Linked DNA regions of Homo sapiens: region 2 is linked to region 1. The links are chromatin loops, found by intact Hi-C in ENCODE. Cell type or tissue: MCF 10A. All regions are shown on one strand. Each heading gives the region's core, and the rest is flanking DNA. Links, peaks and the distances in the headings are about the cores only.

Region 1 (12,663 bases), core at 3,121-11,120:
TTGCCTTTCAGCCACTCTGTGGCCCAGTGTGCTTGGGTAACTGTCTCTGCCGCCTCATCTGTGTAAACTGGGATAGTCCAACAACCTGTGGGGTAAGTCACTAATGTGACATATTATTTTGACTTTTACCTTATTACAGTTCAGCTTCTACTAAGACTTTGGGAATTTGGATTTGAGCAATTTGTCTCAAAAATAGCTCTTCTGTCACATATCAGTCCCAAGCCAGACCTTCAAGACCCTCCACCAGCTGCCCTATAACTACCTTCATCTAACTGCTCCTTGTCTTTCCTGGCCCCTGAGTCTTCAGCTGCCCCCTTTAGGTTAGAACACCTGCCCCTAGATCCCAGCCATGTGGGTTATCCGGCCAATGGCCCCAGCAAGTTCCCTAGCAGCCAGCCAGCATCACCACCTAGACACATGCCAAGACAGTTGTTAAATGGAACACTGCATTTAGGTCACTAGCTGGGAACTTCATAGCCACTCCCTTCCCCACCTGGAGCACATGACTTCTCTCTTCCTGCAACCCCTTTTCAAAATGTACTCTTCCCATAAAGCTTCATAGTATACTTTGGGATATTGGAACAATCAAATTACATCAATACATAGAAAAGAATTGTGAGGTTTAAGTATGATACATTTAATGAGCTTAGCACAGTACTTGGCACACAAAGTGCAACCAACCAGAGTTCTCCATATTGTCATCCTCACTGGTGTTACCATCATTCTTATCACCAACGGATGCTTATTAAATACATACTTATTTGCCGTGCAGAACTTAAAGTTGTAACCCACAAAATGAGCAAAATTGATGAGCTATCTAGGACTGACCCCACCCCTCCTTTCTTGAAGAAGCATCGTTTAATCAGGTAGCCACTCCACCCCGTATATCTGTGTTCATAGGTGATGCTGACCCCACCCCAGTTCTGGGAGGAGGCCTCTTTTGTCTGAGAGGAATCCCATCCCTCTTATTACTAGCTGGTTCTGGAGTGAGTGCGTGAGTACCCCAGCTCTGAGGCTGGAGAATTCCTGCAGAGGGAATTTGGAAAAATCTCCTCACTCCTAAGAGCTATTAAGAATCTTCTCTCAGCTGGGGATGGTGGTTCACGCCTGTAATCCTAGCACTTTGGGGGACCAAGGTGGGCAGATCACTTGAGGTCAGGAGTTCTAAACCAGCCTGGCTAACATGGTGAAACCCCGTCTCTACTAAAAATACAAAAAAAATTAGCTGGGCATGGTTGCGGGCACCTGTGATCCCAGCTACTCGAGAGGCTGAGGCAGGAGAATCACTTGAACCTAGGAGGTGGAGGTTGCAGTGAGCTGAGATCACGCCATTGCACTTCAGCCTCAGCAACAAGAGTAAAATTTCACCTCAAAAAAAAAGTACTCTCTCTTCTGGCCTGAGTATGGGATAGACTTAGTGACTGGCTTCTAACTAACAAGCATGCTGCAAATAGTCGGGGGTTAATGCTGAGGCTAGATCAGAAAAAGCATATGGCTTCCATCTGGCACTCACTCATTCTCTCTTTTTACACCTGCCCCTGGGTCCCAGCCACATGCTGTAAAGTGGTCCCAGCTAGTCTTGTAGCAGCCAGACAGCATTACCACCTAGCTATGTAAGAGAACGTACCTAGACATATGAGAGAATGTACCTCTAATGAATCCAGGTCCCAGATACTTCGGGATAGAGATAAGCTGTTTCTACAGCATCCTGTCTGAATTCCCAATCTGCAGAACTTGTGATAGATGATAAACAATTATTGTTTTAAGCAACTAAGCTTGGGGGTACTTTGTTGCACAGCAGCAGATAACAAATGCACCAATATATCACAGACATCTCCACATTAACGATGTAAATCTGCATCATCATTAAATGGTGTGGCCAACTGACATTAGCCAATCTGGCCATGTATATGCCTTAAGTTCACTTTGGTAGAGATTGGTAGCTACAGAAAATTTTGAGATCATGAGAGTCAGCTATTCCCCTCACGAATGAAAACAAGGTCAAATTCACACACACACACGCACGCACACACACACAAAGAGAAAGGATCACAAAAATAGTCATGTCATCTATTTCATGAGCTGGGGGAAAGCCCAACTCTAGGTCTTTTGCCATCGTGCAGAAAAGCTTCACGTAGCCAATGCGGAATATCATAGAATTTGGTCAGTCTGGGCACCAGGAAAGCGAATCCAGACCCAACTGGAGTGCTGTCTAAAGGTGAACCTGAGTCTAAACTGGCCCCTGGATTTTGGGATGGAATCTCAAGTGTCATCATAGGCCACAGGCCTTGCTCCATTCTTATGTTCTTTTTCAGGCAAATATAGGGTTTCAAATAGTTCATTAGACCCAATCTTCAATATAACTGATTTTGCCAATAAAGACCATTCTTAACAATCACTCCAGCCATTAGCAAAGCCTCCACGTTTGATGAAGAGGTGGGAAAGAGGAGGATCTTGACAGTGGTCACACTGGGTGAGAGCTTCCTGATGACAATGTTAGCTGACCATTCCTACGGGTTTTAATTTCAAAGGGAGCCAATGGCTATACTTAGGAATAACTTAACACACCATATATGATGAAATATTTTAAAACAAATATAGATATCCTTACAAACAGCTACATGGCATTCCATTGTATGGCTATACCAGTCTTTATTGTGCTGTCTTCACTTGGTAAACATTTATATCATGGCCAGTCTTTACAGTATTATAAACAATGTAGGGATGAACACCCTTATACAGACACTTTTATGTACTGTACTTGTTATTCCTTGAGATAAATTCCTTCAAGTGAAATTGCTGGGTCAAATGACATGTATATTGCCCAGTTTCTCAAAATGTAATACAGCAGTATATGAGAGAGTTAGGTGAAGTTTTCAAAAGAAGCTGTACTTCAAAACTAAAGGCAAAGGAAACCGAAAGGAAGCCCCAAAGAGGAAAAGTGAAAAGATCATCATCCAAAAGACCACTAGTGTGGCTGAACAGCAGAATGGTGAACTGTGTTTGTGGTATCAGTTTGCAGTACCAGAAGAGACTGTCTCTGGCATGTACTGAAGGTGATTTCTCTTTGAAGAGGGAAGAGCAGGTTGGCTTTTATGCCTCACGGGGTCCATATTACACAGTAGAATCATACATAGATTTGGGGGAAAGCTATACATATTTATGAGGGGAGTCTTGTGTATGCACAATGGGTAAACACACATGTAACAGAGAGCTCAGTTTACTTTGGGGCAGGGTTTTAGATTAAAATGAGGTAGAATTTGGCTCTACATCAAAAGGTGAACTATAGAACACAAAGACACTTTGTGCGCTGTCTCTAGATCTGGCTGGAACTGACTTCAGGTCTGCAGTTGCTTATCAGGAAAGAATGTTTGCAAGATGGTCCTCTATCCAATCAGAGTTGTACGAGTCTGGATTGTAAAGCAGAGTTAGGAAGTGTCTGACAATTTTCCTGATAGCTCCTACTGTTAGGGAGTTTAGCAAAAGTGTGTTTTTTCTTGTAGCCATAGGAATTTAGGAAGTTGCCATGCCAGTCTAGCCCTGAGACCTCAACCTGTAGGTAACTTTCATTTCCTTAACCTCAGGATCTGTCTTCGTTAACAAAGGGTCATCTATTTTGGTGTCTCAGATCACAGAAGTCAAAGGGGTTTCAGACTCCCAATTTATTTATTTATTTTTTATTATTATACTTTAAGTTCTGGGGTACATGTGCACAACGTGCAGGTTTGTTAATAGGTATACATGGGCCATGTTGGTTTGCTGCACCCATCAACTCATCATTTACATTAGTTATTTCTCCTAATGCTATCCCTCCCCAAGCCTTCCACCCCTGACAGGCCCAGGTGTGTGATGTTCCCCTCCCTGTGTCCATGTGTTCTCATTGTTCAACTCCCACTTAAGAGTGAGAACATGCGGTGTTTGGGTTTCTGTTCCTGTGTTAGTTTGCTGAGAATGATGGTTTCCAGCTTCATCCATGTCCTTGCAAAGAACATAAACTCATCTTTTTCTACGGATGCATAGTATTCCATGGTGTATATGTGGCACATTTTCTTTATCCAGTCTATCATTGATGGGCATTTGGGTTGGTTCCAAGACTTTGCTATTGTGAACAGTGCTGCAGTAAACATGTGTGTGCATGTGTGGAAGACAGTGTGGCGACTCCTCAAGGATCTAGAATTAGAAATACTATTTGACCCAGCAATCCCATTACTGGGTATATACCCAAAGGATTATAAATCCCAATTTCTACATGTAAGTTGGTTTCCTTCCCTGGTTTCACTAGAATTCCCTGACACCCCACCCCTATCGCCCACCCAGTCCATCTCAGTTCCTGGAGGGACCAGGTATAGGGTCCTATGGCTAATTAGTGGAATCATTTAGAATTAGGGCTTTCCCTTTGAAAGCCCCACACTTCTATTATTTCCTCCCCTTTTGTCCTCAAGGAGGAGTGGGAATTAATATCAGGCTTTTCTCCATCCTTAGGTAAAGGGGCCAACACAGTTCCTTGAGGGGAAATTAGCACAACAGGAGAAGACACAAGCCCTGCACTCCCAGGACTAGACTCCCAGCCAAAGAGGGATGAGCCCCAATCAGTCAGGACTCCTGGGAAGAAAACAGTTTAGGTTCAGACAAGAACAATCCAGTTCCAAGTTTTCAATGGAGGAAAAAGATTATACCCCTAAATCACCAATTAAATCTTCTTTGCATGACTGAGATCCATTTACATAAATTTCCCCCCACTTTAAAACAAAGGAAGAACAAACTTCCAGCTAGGAAAGAACACACAGGATTTGAAAAGCCAGCCGTCTCAGGTTACCTCAAGGCAGGATCTGGTACAAAGGGATAAGAGTGAAATCCTTTAGCCCCAACTGTCTGAGTTCCTAGGGGGAAAATGCTTGTTTTATTCACTGTCCTATTTTAAACTGCTGGCCAACTACAACACTGGTTGAATTCATTTCCACTGAGAAAAGGAGAGAGAAGAATGCTGGTAGTGCCAAGCAGCTCCTAGACAGGATGGACAGATGGACAAGGACAGGACCAGAATGTTTTCTCATCTCTGCATCCTTAGTTTCCAGTGCAGGTCTGACTGGTGTCTCATAATCAATAGACATTTATCATTGAATGAATGAATGCTTGATAAGCCTCCATCATAGTACTTATCTTTAGCAGCAATTTACCCCAGGTCTTCCTCCCCACTAGACTACCAGCTACCTGATAGAAATGGTAGTCACAGTCTCTTCTGTGTCTCTTAGCAGAGCTCCTGATACAGCAGATGCTTCAGGAAGCTTTGCTTGATGAAAGAGTAGATGGCACAAGGAGAAAGTTCATCATCAGAGGTCCAGTTCCCAGTGGAGAGCAGGCAGCCTTTAATCAAAATTACATATAAATTGTTTCAGCATTCACACATACTGTAAGAAGCCCTCCCCCTGCCACTACCAGCCCCCCAGCAAAGAGGAAGGTAAGCAGCCTCCTTAAGGCTGATGCCATCTTCAAAACTCAGGAGTGGACTCAAGTCACCTCCTGACTTATTAGACAGGTCCAGGCCCAGATGAGTGAACAAATGAACAAATACATCTTAATAGCAATCATGAAGGGAAAAGATTCTATGCTAAAGGAAAACTCATTGAAGAGCTCATATTGGGCCTGACTCATGAAGGTTATCCATTTGAATGCAGGTTTGTTTATTATTCAACTTTCTACTGGTTTTGGGGACAGGTGGAAAATTGTTAACTCTAAATTGTAAACTCTTTTGGGCCAAAGACATAAATTTCATCATTCGTTTTGTAAAATGCTGGTGCCTTAATACATCAAAGTACTTATCTAATATATTCCCCTAGTGATCTGCAATTGTCTGCTAGGTAGGGCCTGTCAGAAATCACATAATTTATTTATGTATTCATGTCATAGGAAAGAGAGGTAGGAAATACTTTTATTAAACATGTACTAGATGTTAAGCATTGTACTTGGTGCTTCGTGTACAACATTTATTTATTGCTTAAAATAACCTATGAAGTAAGAATTACATATTCCCATTTCACAGAAAACAGACTCAAGGAGACTAAGGAGCTTACACAAAGCTCCTAGGTTACTAGCGTCAAGGCTAGAGTTACAGCCATTTATTTCTGATTTCAAATGCTCTATCCTTTAGTCAATTTATAGTAGCAAAAGGTGGAGGGAACTGAAATAATTGTCCAAACATAGAGAAATCATTAAACTAGAGTATATTTGGTTAGTCAAATATATTATGACCATTTTTTGCTTATCTTTATGAAGACTGTACTATGAAAATATTCTCATAAGATAGTCTTAAGTGACAAACTCTGGATAGAAAATGACAAAATAATTACAGTTGAATTAAAATCAAACATATCATCAAAGGCACATAAAACCTGCACAGAGGGGAAAAAAGACTGGAAGGAAATATACAAGTAATAGGGTAAAGTTTTTTTGCTACTTTAATTCAAAAATTCTTTTATTAGTGTACATTTTTACACTTGGAAATCACAATGCTATATGGAAAAAACAGTGCATTAAATTCTACCATTAAAACAATTATATCATTAAAATTATTCTATTACAATCTCAACTAAGAAAAAAACCACTATTATAAAATTGCAACCTCACTCAAAAATGTGTCCATGGCCAGGCATGGTAGCTCATGCCTGTAATTCGAGCATTTTGGGAGGCTGAGGTGGGTGGATCACTTGAGGTCAGGAGTTTGAGACCAGCCTGGCCAACATGGTGAAACCCCATCTCTACTAAAAATACAAAAATTAGCCGGGCATGGTGGCGGGTGCCTGTAATCCCAGCTACTCGGGAGGCTGAGGCAGGAGAATCACTTGAACCCAGGAGATGGAGGTTGCAGTGAACCGAGATCATGCCATTGCACTCCACCCTGGGTGACAGAGCAAGACTCCATCTCAAAAAGAGTATCAATTAAAAAACCAAAAATGCCACGAACTGTGTTAGACCAAGGTTGACTTGGCCTGACCCTCTTCTGCAGATGTCTCCAGTCTTGGTTAGTGGCACTAACACCTCCTGTCCCTATTCCCCAGACACCAGCTCTCTGGAGATTCTTACAGCTTTTCTTGGTATTCTCTGAATCCTTAACACTTAATATAGTGTCAAGTACATAGGCGGTGAGTTTTAACTTGAGGAGGCTCAAAAATAATATTATTAGGATTTCGTCCCAGAATTAAATGTGCTCACACAATCCTGGACAGAGATGGAAAACTGCAGGCCCCCTTTACAAAGGCCTGTGCAACTCAGCTCAAGAGTGTTGGAGGCAGGAACAGAGGCCTCTGGCAGAGATGAGCTCTGCAGAGGGGAAGGAACTGGCCCCCGGGCTCTGTCCCCTCTCTCTAACTCACTCATCTGGTAAGCCTCTCCTTTTCCCCAGACAGCAGGAGATGGGGAGAGGACCAGGAGTGTGGCCCCAAAAGAAGTGCATCAGAGGTGGAAACATGGGCCAGCGACTGGTGCCCAGCCTCCTGTGGGAGGCAGGGGAGGGAGGGGAAGCTTTCCACCTGAAGTAGCACTGGCTGGCACACAAGCTGTACCGTGCTTAAAGCAGTATTGGAGAACAGGAAGAGGTCGGGATGTGGGAAGTGGCCCCAGGTTGTCAGAGACTCAGAGGAACTCACAGAGAGCTGTCTGTGTGACACATTTATTTTTGATCCAGCCCTTGGGTTCATGGTTCCTGTCTGAACCTTATGGCTGGAAGCAGAAACCAAGGAGCAGCTTTCACCAGGCACTCCACACGCGCAGGGCCCGGCCGTGTCACTTGAACGCTCTGATGACAAATCCACGTGGCTTTGGTTAATTGGGAACCGCGCGGAGGCCAGCTCCGCTTTGGCAAATGGCCAGTACACAGTGGCCTTGGCCCGGAGGTCAGCGCTCTCCCGGACACGTGCGCAGGTCAGGCAGTGGTGAGGCAGCGCCCCCACGTGGCGCTTGGAGGCAGAGCATCTGGGGAAGCTCTCCTCGATACCCTGCAGGAGACACGCCATGGCCCCCCAGAAATATTTGGGTGGGAGGATATTTTGCAGAAAACAGAGACCCTGAATTATTCACTTAGGGGCAAACACCTGTAAAATGTGGATTTTAACTATTAACGAAACCCCATTAGGTTAGTAAGCCCTGTTAAAAAGTTAGATTCATCTTAAAACTGAGGTATCCATCCACTACTGTATTTTATTTTTCTCTCAAAAACTACAGTGACAGATTTTTTTGTTTCATTTTGGTTTTTCTAACAAACTTTCAGAAAGCAAATTAATACTTGAAAATTTCTCAGAAACCAGCTCTGTGACTTTAGACAGCAACATTTCAAAATAGCTTCCATCTCATCTTTAAAATGATGAGATTAAACTCCATGATTCCTAATTTCCTTCCAGCTCAAAAATATATTGACTTCTAGGGTGCATAACATGCTTTTCTTTATAATTTATATTACAATATCATAATTTCATTAAAAGTGGTCTAGATGACAGGAAAGAGAGTTCCACTCATTCTGGCTTATGCTAAGGGAGCGCATTTCCAGGAAATAAATAAGAGAATCTTGTGAGCGGCCATAAACACATGCTGAAATACAGCCAAGCCCCAAAGAGAAAACCCAAGGCTGCTTCCTGCCTCTTTCTCATGGGCCGTGAGGGTCCCTCACAGCTTCTGCTCTTGTGAGCACGTCTGACCCCATTCTCCCCGATCTGCAGCAGCCAGCTCTCCCTTTTAACACATACCAGGACTCCTGTTTTCTCATAGCCCCAGTTTGCAGGTGGCCCATAGTTACCACCGGGGCCCTGAGTCTGTGTAATGAAGTAAGCTCAGCTCCCATAGCCAATCCCCTCTCAATTTCCCAGTTCCAAAATCCAAAGAGAGAAATATGATTGGTGTAGCTCACCTATGGAGTCAGGTTTCACAGTATAGATCATTAGCAGCCTGTGATTGGCTGTCCTGGGGGCCGGTAACTGCCTGTGGTCCAATCAGGTGGGAGGGTAAGGTCATGTAACACAAAACATGGCCACTTAATTGTGGGTGGGGCACATTCTGTTAGTAAGGGTTAACATTAGACTGTAAAGACCTGTGCTGTCAAATAAGACAGTCACTAGCCATGTGTAGAATTTGAATTCATATTAATTGGAATAAAATTTAAAAATCAGTTCTAGTTTACACTAGCCACACTTCCTGCTCAGTAGCTATATGTGTGTCTAGTAGCTACTACATTAAGAACGTTCCCATCACTGGAGAAAGTTCTGGTGGACATCACTGACCTCTAGACAATAGAGCTATCTAGGGGAGTTATTTAATGTAGAAGATGATGATAACAGAGAATTATTTTACTATCTTGTTTTCTATCTTGGTGTCACAACTTAGATTCTTAGAGTCCTTGGAGAAGAATAAGAGGCAAAGCAGATGTAATTTTTCTCATGTACTAGATGCTTATTGAGTGTCCTAAGGCAGCCATAGGGACATTCTATCAGCTATCACTTTCTCAAACTGCGGCCTGGGTCACTGACTCTGGATCGGCAAGATCTGCAGAAACACAATGGGAAAAATTAGAATATACATTTTTTAAATTCATGTGACCCTTTCACATAAGGCACAAATAGAGTTAAAGCTGTGGGATTTGGTACCTGTTCAAACGGGGGTTTCATTGTCTCCTCCACTAAGGTGACTCTCAAAAAGTAGTCTTGAAATAGGAATGGTATAGGTGCTGGAGGCACAGTATTCAGTCACAGCAGAATAAGAAAAGCAGTACATAGGTCAGGGCCCTATTGCCTCTAATGTCCTTGCTCTTATTTTTTGGCCAAAGCGTAACCGGGGTACCATTCACTGAGTCCTGAAGTGGTAGGGGTGATGGTGATATACCTCACTAGCTGGTTCCTATGGAGTGACTTTGCTCTGTGACCTGCTTCTTCATCCTCAGGCCTGCTTTGGCTGCTGTCTGTTTACCAGCCTGGCTCTCCAGCCTCATGTCTTTCCCAGGAACCCCTGTACATAGAGAAGACAGTTTCCCCTCAGAAGAACTAAAAAAATCACATGAGCCTGGACCTGCTAGGGGCTATCACTACACTATTTAAAGACAACCTGATAGAAGTGCATCGAATTGAGGCACGACAGAGAAAGAGGGGAGGAGGGAGACGGAGGGAGAGAAGGAGGAAGTAGTGAGTAGAGAGATGCATTACAGTGACTTCATTTGTACTCTTGGATTCAGCGATGCCGGAAGTGGCACCTAGGACTTCCAGGTTACGTCAGCCAGTACACTTCCTTTTACTCGAAGGGAGTCTGAGCTAGGTTTCACTTGCAGCCAAGGGAATCTTCATTTCTTCACATCCTGAAACCAGCTAATGACAGCAGCAAGGAAAATGAACTAATAATTTATACTAAGTTATAAATTACTCATGACTTAATATTTCCTACTCCACGATTAATTCAGGTTTTGGAAAGCACTCTGAAGACTCAATGCCCCTCTTTCTATAATGCTCTCTCTGTAATATTTTGAAGGCTATTTCTCCCTTTATTTCTCTTTCAATAGAGTTTAATTTTTAGAGAAGTTTTAGGTTTACAAAAAGGATGAGCAGAAAGTACAGAGTTTCCATATACTCCTCCTCCTCTCCCTGCTCTCCAGTTTCCCATAGCATTAACATCTTGCATTGCTGTGGTACATGTGCTACAATTGGAACATTATTGATATATTTTTATTAACTAAAGTTTATGGTTTCCATTGGGGTTCACTCTTTGTGTTGTAATTTCTATGGGTTTTGACAAATGAATATTGTCATATATCCATTACAGTATCATACAGAAAAGTCGTTCTGCCCTAAAAATTGCTTGTCCTCTGCTATTCATCTCCTCCCACACACCCCTAATCCCTGACAACCACCGATCTTTTTTACTGTCTCTATCTATAGTTTTGCCTTTCCTAGAATGGCATATGTTAGAATCATACAGTATATAGCCTTTTCAGATTGGCTCCTTTCACTTCGGAATATGCATTTAAGTTTCCTTCATGTCTTTTCGTGGTTTGATTATTCATTTCTTTGAATTGCTGAATAAGGTTCCATTCCCTGGATGTACCACGGTTTGTTTATCCATTCACCTACTGAAGGACATCTTGGTTGTTTCAATATGATGCAATTATGAATAAAGCTATAGATTGGATGACCTCTTTCTGTTATGCCCTGTATGCCCTGCCTGTCCTATTTCGAAAGCTGTTTTTCGTTTTCCGAGAGTCACTCAGATGTCATCTGCCTAAGGAAGGCTTCTCATCTCCTCCAGAAGGTGTTCTTCGCACCTTGCTGTCTTCCTTCCCTGTAAGAGCACTTCTTACATGTTCTGTAATCGCATTATCACATGGTTGTGTGGTTTCTTTGTGTCTGTTCCCCACCAGAGTGAATTCTTTCAGAATGTCTTACCTCTAGTGAGTTACTTAACCTCCTTTTGCCTCAGTTTCCTTGTCTGTAAAATGAAGATAATTTTTATTGTGAGAATTAAAGAAGTATATTTATATACACACATACCCCATCTAGCATAAATGTATATATTCTAAATATATATGTATATTTAGGATAGTACCTGGCACACAGTATACACTATATACATATTATTCTTTTTATTGCTATTAATATTAATCTTTGTACCCATAGCAACCAGCATGTAGATGCCACTTAGTAAATACATTTTGGGCCTGGTGCGGTGCCTCACGCCTGTAATCTCAGCACTTTGGGAGGCCCAGGCAGGTGGATTGCCTGAGCTCAGGAGTTCGTGACCAGCCTGGGCAACACAGTGAAACCCCATCTCTACTAAAATACAAAAAATTAGCCAGGTGTGGCGGCGCGCACCTGTAATCCCAGCTACTACGGAGGTTGAAGCAGGAGAATTGCTTGAACCTGGGAGGTAGAGGTTGCAGCAAGCCGAACTCGTGCCACTGCACTCCAGCCTAGGCAAGAGAGCATGACTCTGTCTCAAAAACAAAAAATAAAAATAAATAAATATAAATAAATACATACATACATAAATACATTTTGAACCAATAGTTTCCTTGTGGATGTTGGTTGATACCTGACTAGATGTGATTTATAATTTAAAATCATAATAACTATGCCAGAAGATCAATACCTATTATCGTAGGGGTTTTTCTCATGCGATTACTCAGCAATTTTAATGAAACCTGTAGACTCAGGGTTAAGCTGCCTTCTGTGAGGAGGGCATGACCAGAGCTAATGAGGCCTGGAAGAAAGAAAGAACTGGGGCATTTGCCACTTTCAGATCCAGAAGCTTTACAGATCCAGAAGCTTCACTTCCCATTCCTCTGTCTTAATTCATTTCTATAGAATTGACACAAACTCAAAACAAACTCCAAAGGCTCTGGTGAGTAAACTAGAATATGGCAACTCTAATTTCCCATGAAGTCTGTAATTGGCAATGGGAGGGGGATGCTTAAATAACCCTGACCAGTACATTTATTTTCTATTTGTAGGAAAACTCGATATAATAATCATACTTCTATCTGTGGGCTTAACCCATTTCCTGGTTAGAGGAAAAACGAGTGAAGCTCGCTGCCCGAGCAGTATTTCCGAGGCAAATGGGAAATGTGTTAAAGAGCTCTTACCAAATTTGTATACAACATGTGCCATTTGTGTAAGGCATCTGGAAGATATGAGAGCT
Region 2 (12,663 bases), core at 2,208-10,207, 74 kb before region 1:
CTGGAAAGTGCGCTTGGACAAACATACTTGGACAAAGTGTAGCTTAACCTAAAGCATCCGGCTTAAACCTGGAAGATTTCATCACGACCTGATCACATGGAGCCGATTCTAGCCCCAAACCTCGCTAAAAATATTATTAAATCATCTCAATCAAACCATTTACCTTAGACGAAAGTGTAGGCGATAGAAATTTATGCCTTGATGCAGTAGATACACTACCATAAGGGAAAGATGAAAGAACTAAATTAAGCACTAAAAAGCAAAGATAAAGTCTTTTACCTTCTGCATAATGTACTAGCTAGAAATAACTTGACACAGAGAACCATAGCCAAGTCTCCCGAAACCAGACGAGCTACTCAAGAACAGCTGAAAGAGCACACCCACCTGTGTGGCAAAATAGTGGGAAAATTCATGAGTAGTGGTGACAAGCCTACGGAGCCTTGTGATAGCTGGTTGTCCAAGATAGAATCTTAGTTCAACTTTAAACTTACCCACAGAATTACTTAAGCTCCCTGTAAGTCTGTTAGTCTAAAGAGGGACAGCTCTTTAGACCCTAGGGAATAACTTTTCTGTAGAAAGTAAAAAATATTACCCCCATAGTTGACCCACAAACAGCCACCAATTAAGAAAGCGTTCAACCTCAACATCTAATTATCTTAAATTCTAATCACTTTACTGAACTCCTAACAACACCTTGGACTAATCTGTTATTTAATAGAAGCAATAATGTTCACATAAGTAACGTGAAAATATTCTCCATTGCATAAGCTTATATCAGACTGGAATAACCCACTGACAACTAACAGCCTAATATTAATAAGCAATATAACAAGCACCTTATTATTTATTCTGTTAATCCAACACAGGCATGCTCTAAGGAAAGATTACAAAAAGTAAAAGGAACTCTGCAAATCTTACTCGGCCTGTTTACCAAAAATATCTCCTCTAGCATTTCCAGTATTAGAGGTACTGCCTGCCCACTGACATATGTTCAACGGCCACGGTATCCTGACTGTGCAAAGGTAGCATAATCACTTGTTCCCTAAATAGGGACTTTTACGAATGGCCACACGAGGGTTCAGCTGTCTTTTACTTGTAATCAGTGAAATTGACCTATCCGTGAAGAGGTGGGTATAAACAAATAAGAAAAGAAGACCCTATGGAGCTTTAACTCATTAATGCAAATAAAACTTCAAAAAGCCTACAGGCCTTAGCATACTGTCTGTGCATTAAAATTTTGGTTGGGGTGACCTCGGAGTATAATTCAACCTCCAAACAGCCTAGACTAAGACCGCACTAGTGTAAGCGAGCTGACACACATTGATTCGATAATTTGATCAACAGAAGAAGTTACCCTAGGGGTAACAGCACAATCCTTTTCTAGAGTCCATATAGACAATAGGGTTTACAACCTCAATGTTGGATCAGGCCATCCTAATGGCGTAGCTACTATTAAGGGTTCATTTGTTCAATGATTAAAGTCCTACGTGATCTGAGTTCAGACCAGAGTAATCCAGGTCAGTTTCTATCTATTTAACATTTCTCCTAGTACAGAAGGACAAGAGAAATAGGGCCCACTTCATAAAGTGCCCTCGCCCCATAGATGATATTATCTCAATCTAACAAATCATCACACACCCTACCCAAGAACAGGGTTTGTTAAGATGGCAGAGCCCAGCAATTGCATAAAACTTAAAACTTTACAATCAGAGGTTCAACTCCTCTTCTTAACAATATGCCTATAATTAACCTTCTCCTACTTATTATTCCCACCCTAATCGCTATAGCATTCCTTACACTCATTGAACGAAAAATCTTAGGCTATATACAATACGCAAAGGACCTAACACGGTAGGCCCCTATGGAAAGCTCCAACCATTCGCTGACGCAATAAAACTTTTCACCAAAGAACCCCTACAATTCTCAACATCTACTATTCCCGTTTATATTATTGCCCCAACCCTGGCTCTTTCTATCGCTCTCCTCTTGTGGACCCCCCTCCCTATACCGGATCCCCTAATTAATTTTAATGTAAGCCTCCTATTTATATTAGCCACATCAAGCCTAGCCGTCTACTCCATTCTATCATCAGGATGAGCATCCAATTCAAACTATGCCCTGATCGGCATATTACGAGCCGTGGCCCAGACAATCTCACATGAAGTCACCCTAGCCATCATCCTGCTATCAGTCCTACTAATAAGTGGCTCATTCAACTTATATGCACTCATCACAATGCAAGAATTCCTATGACTGCTCCTACCATCATGGCCCCTAGCCATGATATGATTTATTTGCGTGCTAGCAGAAACTAACCAAGTCCCTTTTGACCTAACAGAAGGAGAGTCAGAATTAGTCTCAGGTTTCAACATTGAATATGCTGCAGGTTCATTTGCCCTTTTCTTTATAGCAGAATACATGAATATTATCGTGATAAATGCCCTAACTACTACTATTTTCCTAGGATCACTGCACACTATATATTCACCAGAACTCTATACCATAAATTTCATTACCAAAACCCTCATTTTAACTGCCCTCTTTTTATGAATTTGAATAGCATACCCCTGATTCCACTACGACCAACTCATATAACTTCTATGAAAAAATTCCATACCACTTACACCAGCATTCTGCATATGATATACTTCAATACGTATTCTAATTTCCAGAATTCCACCTCAAACATACGAAATATGTCTGACAAAACAATTACTTGGTAGAGTAAACAACAGAGGTTAAAATCCTCTTAGTTCCAGAACTATAGGAATTGAACCTACCCCTGAGAATCCAAATCTCTTCGTGCTACCTATTACACCAAGTCCTAAAGTAAGGTCAGCTAAATAAGCTATCAGGCCCATACCCCAAAACTGTTGGTTATATCCTTCCCGTACTAATTAACCCATTAGCCCAACTTATTACTTTCCTCACTATTTTCATAGGAACTCTTAACACAATGCTAGGCTCACACTGATTTCTTATCTGAACAGGACTAGAAATAAAGATACTAGCTCTTACCCCAATCTTGATTTAAAAAATTAATCCCTGCTCTACAGAAGCAGCCACCAAATATTTTCTTACACAAGCAACCACATCTATAATTCTCATAATAGGTATCCTTACTAATAACCTGTCCTCCAGACAATGAACAATAATAAATACTATTAATCAATTTTCATCCTTAATAATAATAATGGTTCTAGTAATAAAACTAGGAATAGCCACCTTTCACTTCTGAGTCCCAGAGGTAACCCAAGGAACCTCTCTAATATCTGGCATACTTCTTCTCACACGACAAAAACTAGCCCCCATCTCTCTTATGTTTCACATTTTCCCATTAATAAATATGGATATTCTCCTACCTTCCACAATTCTATCCATTATAGTGGGCAGTTGAGGAGGACTTAATCAAACACAACTCTGTAAAATCCTAGCCTACTCCTCGAGTACTCACATAGGCTGAATGATAGCAGTACTAACTTATAACCCAGACATTACCATTCTAAATCTGATTGTTTATCTTATTTTAACAATTACCACATTTCTAGTACTTAACCTGAGTAAATGCACTACAACCCTATCACTATCTGGCACTTGAAATAAATTAACATGATTAACACCTATAATTCCACTAATTCTATTATCCCTAGGTGGCTTACCTCCATTAACACGATTCCTGCCTAAATGAATTATCATTCAAGAATTTACAAAAAACAATAGTCTTATTACCCCGAACGTTATAGCTATTATAATGCTACTCAACCTGTACTTTTATATACGCCTAATTTGTTCCGTCTCAATGACAATATTCCCCACATCTAATAATATGAAAATAAAATGACAATTCGAAAATACAAAAACCATACTACTCCTCCTTCTGCTTATCATTTCTATTTTCTTCTTACCAGTCTCTCCAGTAGTGTTATTTATTTAGAAATTTAGGTTAAAAAAGACCAAGGACCTTCAAAGCCCTTAGTAAGTACATTTTACTTAATTTCTGTAATAAACCTAAGGACTGCGAGACTCTATTCTGCATCAATTGAATGCAAATCAACCACTTTAATTAAGCTAAGCCCTTGCTAGATCGGTGGGATTCAAACCCATGAAAACTTAGTTAACAGCTAAATACCCTAATCAACTGGCTTCAATCTACTTCTCCCGCCACTGGGGGGAAAAGGCAGGAGAAGCCCTGCAGGATTGAAGCTGCTCCTTTGAATTTGCAATTCAACATGAAAAATCACCTCAGGGCTGGTAAAAAGAGGTCTTGACCTCTGTCTTTAGATTTATAGTCTAATGCTTACTCAGTCATTTTACCCTTTTTCCACTAATGTTCATCAACCATTGATTGTTTTCAACTAATCACAAAGATATCGGAACACTGTATCTGCTATTTGGTGCATGAGCGGGGCTAGTAGGCACTGCCTTAAGCCTCCTAATTCAAGCTGAAATAGGCCAACCAGGAACTCTATTAGGAGACGATCAGATCTATAATGTTATTGTTACCACCCATGCATTCGTCATAATCTTCTTTATGGTGATACCAATTACAACTGGGGGTTTCGGCAACTGACTAGTCCCTCTAATGATTAGTGCCCCCGATATGGCGTTTCCCCTGATAAATAATATGATCAAATAGTAAATGGAAAATGAGAAGGAAATTAGCATTTATAACCATGTGTTAGACCCTTAACATATATCATTTGATGTCCACAGCAATCCTGAAATTATTCCTGACAATTATTCCAGGAATTAAATTATTCCTGACAATTATTCCTATTTTACAAATGAAGAAACTGAGCTCGGTAATAATTCACAGAGTCCAGTAGGTCTCCAGAACCTCGAGACCTTTGTACTATATCAAGGATGATGGCAAATATGTGTCATCCCTGAAAGACAATCACTGTGCTCTTTCCTACTGAGGCAAGATACAACCTCAGAATCCTTCTCAACCCAGTGGTTTGGGCAGCTTCAACCAATTAATCGTAGTAGCTTCAGGAGTAGAAAACAAATTGCAATTCCTATTATTCAGTCTAAAGTCTCCAAGAGAACTTCCAGCTCAGATATTCTATATTTCCTACCCACACTCTTTAAAGAGTTACATTATAATAAATTATAAAAGGCAAAGTCCAAGTTAGAAAATGAAGCTTCAAGCTGTCACTTTGTCAAAAAGTACAACTCCCAGTCAGGGCCGTCTGTGCCTCCAGCCTCCAGCCTCTCTCTCTCATTACTTTTCCCCTACCATTTCTGGGCCCCTTTGCATCATTGTCTGTTATCCAGCATTATCCTAGGGCTGCTCTGTCCAATATGGTAGTGCTAACCACATGTGGCTATTGAGCACCTGAAATGCGGCCAACTCCACGTCAGGGATGCTGTAAGTATAAAATACGCTGTGGAGTTTTTTTTTATTATTATTAGATGGAGTTTCACTCTTGTTGCCCAGGCTGGAATGCAATGGCGCGATCTCGGCTCACGGCAACCTCTGCTTCCCGGGTTCAAGCGATTCTCCTGCCTCAGCCTCCCGAGTAGCTGGGATTACAGGCATGCACCACCACGCCCAGCTAATTTTGTATTTTTAATAGAGACAGGGTTTCTCCACGTTGGTGAGGCTGGTCTCAAACTCCTGGCCTCAGGTGATCCACCCGCCTCGGCCTCCCAAAGTGCTGGGATTACAAGCATGAGCCAACACACCTGGTCTACACTGTGGGTTTTGAAGCTGTTGTATGAAAAAGATGTAGACTATCTCATTAATAATTTTCTATGTTGACACATGTTGAAGTTGTATTTTGGATGTTGAGTTGAATAAAATATATTGATAAAATTAATTTCACCTGTTTCTTTTTACTTTTTTTGTAATGTGGCTACTAGAAAATTTAAGCACATACATGGCATCTATTTGTGACTTGCATTCTATTTTTATTGGACAGTGCCATCTTAAAGGCTTCCGTTTGCTATCTTTGATTCTTCTGTCATCCCAATTCTGTCTGGCTACCTATTCCATTTTCAAGGCTGGCTGACCCTGCATCTTCCTTAGTTGCTGGCTCTTGGCTGCAGCTTTGAGATGGCAATAGAGCAGCCATTCCTTCTTCTATCGGTCCACCATAGCTTCCTTTTGCAACAACTCTCTGCTGCCCCTGTTGCTGCCAAGCAACCTCTGAACTCTCTCAGCCCAATTTTAGCTCTTCCAGCCAAACCCCATCGAACTCCAGCAATCTTAATTTGTTAGGGATCCTTTCAGAAATACATAGCAAGAGATTGAATTTAGACTAGGGAAGTGAGAAAACAATCAAGGCTATCCCTCCTTGGACTTGGAGTACACCTTCTTTTGCAGGGCATTCAACTAGGTCAAGCAATCACATCTGCAGTTAATTGATAGAGTATCCGAAATAGATGGTCCATTCTGATAATAGCTTACCAATGATCACAGCCTGGGGAATGATCGCAGAAGTGGAATGACTGAGACCATGTCTGGAAACAGCCAGAGCAAGTCAGAGGCTATTAAAGGTCCAAATATGAGATTCTGAACAGGAACTGACTCTTTAGGAATGAGGGAAATGCAGAGAGACTCCACAGGAAGGTTCAGTTACCTAAAAAGGAAAAGGAGCGAACCAAATACGTGTCTCATTGATCAAAGATCGCCACCGCCAGGGGGCAGTAGAAAAACAAATGTCGAAAGATCTGAGTTCATATCTCAGTTCCACCACCTTAGGGCATACCCGCGATCCTGTCATTTAACTTTTGCATCTGAAGACTAAAGACAGTAATGCTCATCTAACCCTGAGAGTGTCAGTTACATAAAGCATATGAAGGGTTGGGGTCACAGGAAGAGGGAGGTGATAATAGGGGTAGCTGTCTCTCCCCGAGTTTCCCAAATTGGGAAAAATGTGTATCTACAGGGAATGTGATATTGGCCACAAAGGCACATAAAAGCAGCTCTGTATATTGTGAACATAAGTCACAGTTTCGTTCCTTCAAAACAGCATCAGAATTCAATTTTTTTCAGCATTAATGAATATTTTACAAAAGGAATGAAGTGATCCCAACAGCACTTTGAGAACACTGCATTCGGTTGTGTTACTCCCATGACCACACCTACTCTCCAAAAGTTTAGGCACATGCATGAATTCACAGATGCAGAAGTTCTCACGAATCTTTTGCGTCACTTGCATTCTTGCTCCTCTTTCATCATGACAAACTTGCTCCTACCCCAGGGCCTCCGTGCCTGCTCTTCCCCCTGCCTGAGACCATCTTCACCTGTCTCCCTCCCTCACTTGTGTTCTGCTCATTATGATCACCTCTTTTGCTGCACCCATCAGGAGACCTTATTAGGTTACACTTAACGTGTCATCTCATAAGACAACTGTGCACCACGCAGGACTCCAATTCACTAAAAAGGACAGGAACAAAATTGAGCCTGCTAAAACCATAGTCTCAAGGGTCCCTCTACAGCATTGGGCATCCTTGCAGCAACTCATGTGCTATCGTCCACAATGGGGCAGGAAGAGATCCATGTCACACACTGCAGGAATTGTCCTGGCTTAAATGCCTTCTGCCCCACAAGAACTAATAACTCTTGCAATAAATCTACAGGCATTTTTTATAGACTCTCCACAACCAGCATGCTGATTACAAGACTCATGGACTCAAAGAAGCCTAAAGCATAGCACCTCCATATAAATAAATAAACTTAGAGTTTATTTGCGGTGCCTCTGGTTCAGATGCAATTTGCTAATGTGACATCATTTTTATCATAAGCAAGCTTGCTTAATAATATAGTTGGCATGCTTACCCTTATCGGACTACCAGAGAAACAGATCTAGACAGCTGGACTGAATCTCAGGTTCTCATGCAGGGCGAGTTTTATTAACCCACAACATCTAAAATCACCATATGTTCTGTGACTCTAGAATTTTCAATCCTCATATCCAATTCACAGCATACATCACTGTTTACCGATGTGTTTGTTACCTGGCTCCCCAACCATCAGTATCATTACAGCAGAGAAGTTATCTGATATATTCCCTGGTGTACTCAGAGTCTAGAAGAATGTCTGACACAGAGTAGACACTCAATAAATATGTGTTAAATGAATGACATCCAATATCTATGGTTTTGCACAAACACAAGAAACCCAGGCTATTCATGGTGGTTTAACTGGCAAGTAATATGCAGACATGCAAGTAGGCAGGCAGCCTATCACTATGTCCAGAGTCATGCCCTCGGGAGCTGGTCCCAAGAGCACATGGGCTCAGAGGAAAGAGTCCTATTCATAAGAGGTCTAGGGTGTCAATTGGGGATTTTGTTATGGAGCAGCCAGTAGTGACCTAGTTTAGGACTTTAAAAAGTAACTCAAAAACAAGAGCAACAAACAGAGAACAACTTAAGGCAGAAATCTAGCTAATGGGACAAGAGAATACCAATGTCTGAGTGGGCTCATCATCAAGACAGTTTCACTGTGTGCTATTTGACTTCTATAAGAGGCCTCAGCACAAGAGTTGATCAAATTACCATGCTTTCCAGCAGCATTTCCCAAAGCTTCTGGGAGATATTCATAGACAGTACTTCAGAGAAGGTTTTTGCTTGGCAAATCTCTAGCTAAACACCTTTTTTATTAAAAGACTTCTGAGAATTAACTTTGTGAATCCCAAAGAGAGAACACAAAACATAGCATTTCCCAAACTTTTTTAGACATCCTTCCTTCACTGATCGTATCACTCTGTGAAGTACTTTTGTACTTTGGAAAAATTTACATAAATTTGTTTTATACTATTTGGCAGAGAATCATATATTACATGTACTATGACCTAAACTGCCCAAATGAGTAAAGAGGAACTAAGCTGAAAGCAAAATTAATACATCCCATGTGATTTGAGGTATAGAATTTAACTATAATATGCAACATTTTTAACTTAAAATGTTATTTTTAAATACCTAAAAATATATGTAGTTAACTATATACATATATACATATACCTATATATATATAGGTATATGTATATAGTCAACAATTAAAAAAAAACTGTCCCTGAATAACCAACACTTCCCCTTATCCAGTTCTTATCCTCTGCACAGGAATGAGCTCCTTTATGTATTCTAGTCTTCCAAGAACTGAATATTCACGAATCTATAGCACTTTCACAACTTGAATAATTTCAAACCATTAATAGCTAGCTTAATACCTACCTCTGATAATAGGCAATCTAAGAAAACAGCAATTTTATGTTTAATCAGGTAACCAATGGAACATTCTTTGCCTCAAATGAACCAAAAACAAAACGAGAAGAAAAACACATTTGGAAATAAATCTGCCAGCCCACTTTATAATGTAGACTTGCACCAGTTGTTTGATGAGCATTTTGATAATTAAAGGCTGCTCTGTCCTATATGTCCACGGTCTGTAAGGTGGCCGTCCCCTCCCCTGTCATTCTTTGGGTCCCAACTAAACACCCTGAGGGAAAAAACTGGGCATTTGCTTTGACTCTTTCTGAAACATGGGGAATTTGCAAAATCTTTCTAAAGCAGAATAATGTGTTACCATGCAAAAAGTAGTATGCAAAGAAGTCTAAATCATCCCAAAATAAAACTCTCCTATTATTGTGACACTTGGATGGCCCCATCCAACAGCAAAATCAGGCCAAACACTATTTTTTAAAAAGCAAAGAGAAATAACCGTTAATCACTTTTGAGATTTGCTAAGGTAATAGCAAGTCAAGAAATCTCACAATTTTGTCTAAATATGTAAACAAGGGTTATGTCCTTCATTAATATTCATCTCTGTGAAAAACTGACATGTTTACACTTCTTGTAGTTCTTTACACTTCATGACTAGCAATTTATTATACATGAAAGAATTTTAAATGTGCACTTCTAGTAGAATAATCATCAATTTTTTACAATGAATGACCAAGGAAACATCTTAATTCTAGCTCTCATCTTAATATTGGTTGGTGCAAAAGCAATTGAGGTTTTTGCCATTACTTGGGCAAAAACCTTGATTACTGTTGTACCAACCCTATACATTTCACTGCCTGGCTTCTGGCTACAGAACATTACATATCCAACATAACGTATGAATATTACTCCTTCCCTATCTTTTACCCCTAGGAAAATGAGGAAGTAAGGATGGGGCAAGGAGAGAGGGGTGCTTCAAAGCCTGATATGTACTGCAGCTTTTGGTAGTCAGCTAACATTTGAAGCACATTATGAATCATAAAACATTTTGAATCCCGTCTGTCTCAAAGTTTTTAGACATTCTTTCATTGATTGATTTACAGAAAGCAGAGAACAAAGTTGAAGTCATTCTAAAAACTAAGCTGCTTTGCTTCCCTGTTTCTATGTTGATGTTTCACTCCTAAATTTGTAAAAGTAAAGCCTTCCATGCCCAGAGGCAGCATCTTTAATGCCTAAGAGAACACAGATGTACATACATGGTGATATGGGTTGGCTGTGTCCTCACCCAAATCTCATCTTGAATTATAATTCCCATAATCCCCATAGGTCATGGGAGGCACCCAGGATAAGGTGGTTGAATCATGGAAGCAATTGCCCCCATGCTGCTGTTCTCATGATGGTGAGTAAGTTCTCACAAAATCTTATGGTTTTATAAGGGGTTTCCCCTTTGGCTCAGCTCCTGCTAGGAACAGTCCCCCCAAATCTGGCCATAAACAGGCCATGAGAAACTAGCCATAAACAAAATCTCTGCAGCACGGTGACATGCTCATGATGGCTATGACGCCCACACTGGAGGTTGTTGGTTTACCAGAATGAGGCCAAGGAACACCTGGCCCACCCAGGGCAGAAAACCGCTCAAGGCGTTCCTAAACCACAAACAATAGCATGAGCGATCTGTGCCTTAAGGACATCTTCCTGCTATGGATAACAAGCCAGAGTCTGTCCCTTTGTTTCCCGTAAGGAATGCTTTTAGCTAATCTATAATCCATAGAAATAATGCTTATCACTGGCTTGCTGTCAATAAATATGTGGGTCAAACTCTGTTCGTGGCTCTCAGCTCTGAAGGCTGTGGGCCCACGATTCCGACTCTGCACTCTATTTCTGTGTCTTTGTCTTAATTCCTCTAGTGCCGCTGGGTTAGGGTCTCTATGACCGAGCTGGTCTCGGCACTCATTCTTCTCCTTTCTGCCACCATGTGAAGGACATGTTTGCTTCCCCTTCTACCATAGTCATAACTTTCCTGAGGCCTCCCCAGCCCGGCAGAACTGTGAGTGAATTAAACCTCTTTTCTTTATAAATTACCCAGTCATGTGTAGTTCTTTATAAGCAGCATGAGAACAGACTAATACACATGGCAACCCAGAGGAGAAACATGAAACACTTGGAATTTGTTTGCTGCCAAATCAATGAAGAGCACTGCATTTTCCTTGAGAAATCCTCCGTGGTTCAGTTGTTGCCTGATTACCCTGCTTTTGGTGTGGGCTCTCTCTTTTCCAATTTGGTAATTCCCCACAACCAAAATATCAGGTTATTACATCAAAACCTACCCATATTTAGTAGTGTATCATGTCAAAGTAGATAGGAAGTACTGGCATGTTGGCACCTTTCCAAGGCTTTGGTAGTCAGCTAGACACAGTATGCAAAGAGGACAAGTGAGTCCTGGGTGCACTTGTGACCTGTCCTTGTGACTTGGAAAAAATGGCATCATGTTCTGTCCGATGTGTTTCCGCTAGGGTTCTTTGTGACCCCTGCCAGGTGCTCAGACCATGGTAATACTAAAGAATGTTCATATTCTATGTGTTCTTTGTAAAGATCATTTGGTGGCAAGTTAAGCGAAACCAATTTGAGGCACCTTGAGCAATAAAGGTTTTATTATGAGAAAAGTGGGAAATTCCATGGAACCACAAAGGATGGATTTTGCTGAGCCTCAGGAAGGGGCAAGAATCAGAAATAGCAAAATTTTCCAGAGGTTTGTTTTTTTTTAACCAATGTTTGTCTGTCTTTTGCTTCCAGCCCCCAGGGTAGGATACAGCCACTCTTTAAAGAAACTGATATGATGGATGTCAGTCTGAATTCCAAATTTCTGAGAAAGAATCTCAGTGGACCAGTCTTGGTCAGGTGTCCACCCTGGGCCCATTAACTGTGTTCAGGGAAATCAGGTCAGGAGAAACAGAAACAGCCATGAAAAGCCTGGCCTGTGGGTCAGCCAGCCAAGTAAAAGGATGAGCTAGCTGATTAATGAGTTTCTTGCAATGTGTAGGTGTACAAGCATGGAGAAGATGACCACTGGTGGCCTGGTCTCCTGCAATGCTTACATTGTCTGGTTCTATAATTATACTAGACATTTCCATATGAATATGTTGCATCATCTGAAATCCAACATGTCTAGACCAAATCCAACATGTCTAAACCAAATGGCATCTTTATACAATCTGCTGCCTTTCCCACTAATGAGACCAACATCTCTGAGTCACACCTACTTAAGTTCTTGTTAAGTTTCTTGTTCAGCGGTTCAAATTCTTCATGCTGCTACTGATGCCATACTGCTCTAGGCACATCTCACTATATAAGATCTGGATTAAAACCCTTAGGATAAATCGCTTTTTGCCGCCTACTTCTAGTTTAAGTAGACAAGCATCAGGAGGTGTTTTGCAGCCCTCATTGACTTTGGTCTCGTTAAAGGATTCCTTGTGATTTGGGGGTATCAAAAGTAAA

What was found. Peaks named below come from ENCODE experiments on the same cell type or tissue, not always from the same donor. Only the 100,000 strongest peaks of a DNase experiment are listed, where the experiment ranks them.
Region 2: a loop joins it to region 1, with 6 times the contacts of the local background. A loop is called at or near these places in 6 of 110 quality-filtered maps.

Annotation. Positions count from the first base shown.
Region 1 is chr1:237,859,724-237,872,386 of GRCh38, reverse strand. It overlaps the pseudogene LOC100130331. Among named protein-coding and RNA genes, the nearest start is that of ZP4, 25 kb to the left of the region's middle. In MCF 10A, for the core only: a CTCF peak has its summit at 7,943 (motif pointing left); a DNase peak (open chromatin) is centred at 7,846.
Region 2 is chr1:237,932,726-237,945,388 of GRCh38, reverse strand. It overlaps the pseudogene MTCO1P38, the pseudogene MTND2P27, the pseudogene NMTRP-TGG1-1, the pseudogene MTND1P25, the pseudogene NMTRL-TAA3-1 and the pseudogene MTRNR2L11. Among named protein-coding and RNA genes, the nearest start is that of ZP4, 48 kb to the right of the region's middle. RefSeq lists an enhancer at 3,833-4,496. In MCF 10A, for the core only: no CTCF peak of the experiment used is centred there; a DNase peak (open chromatin) is centred at 6,648.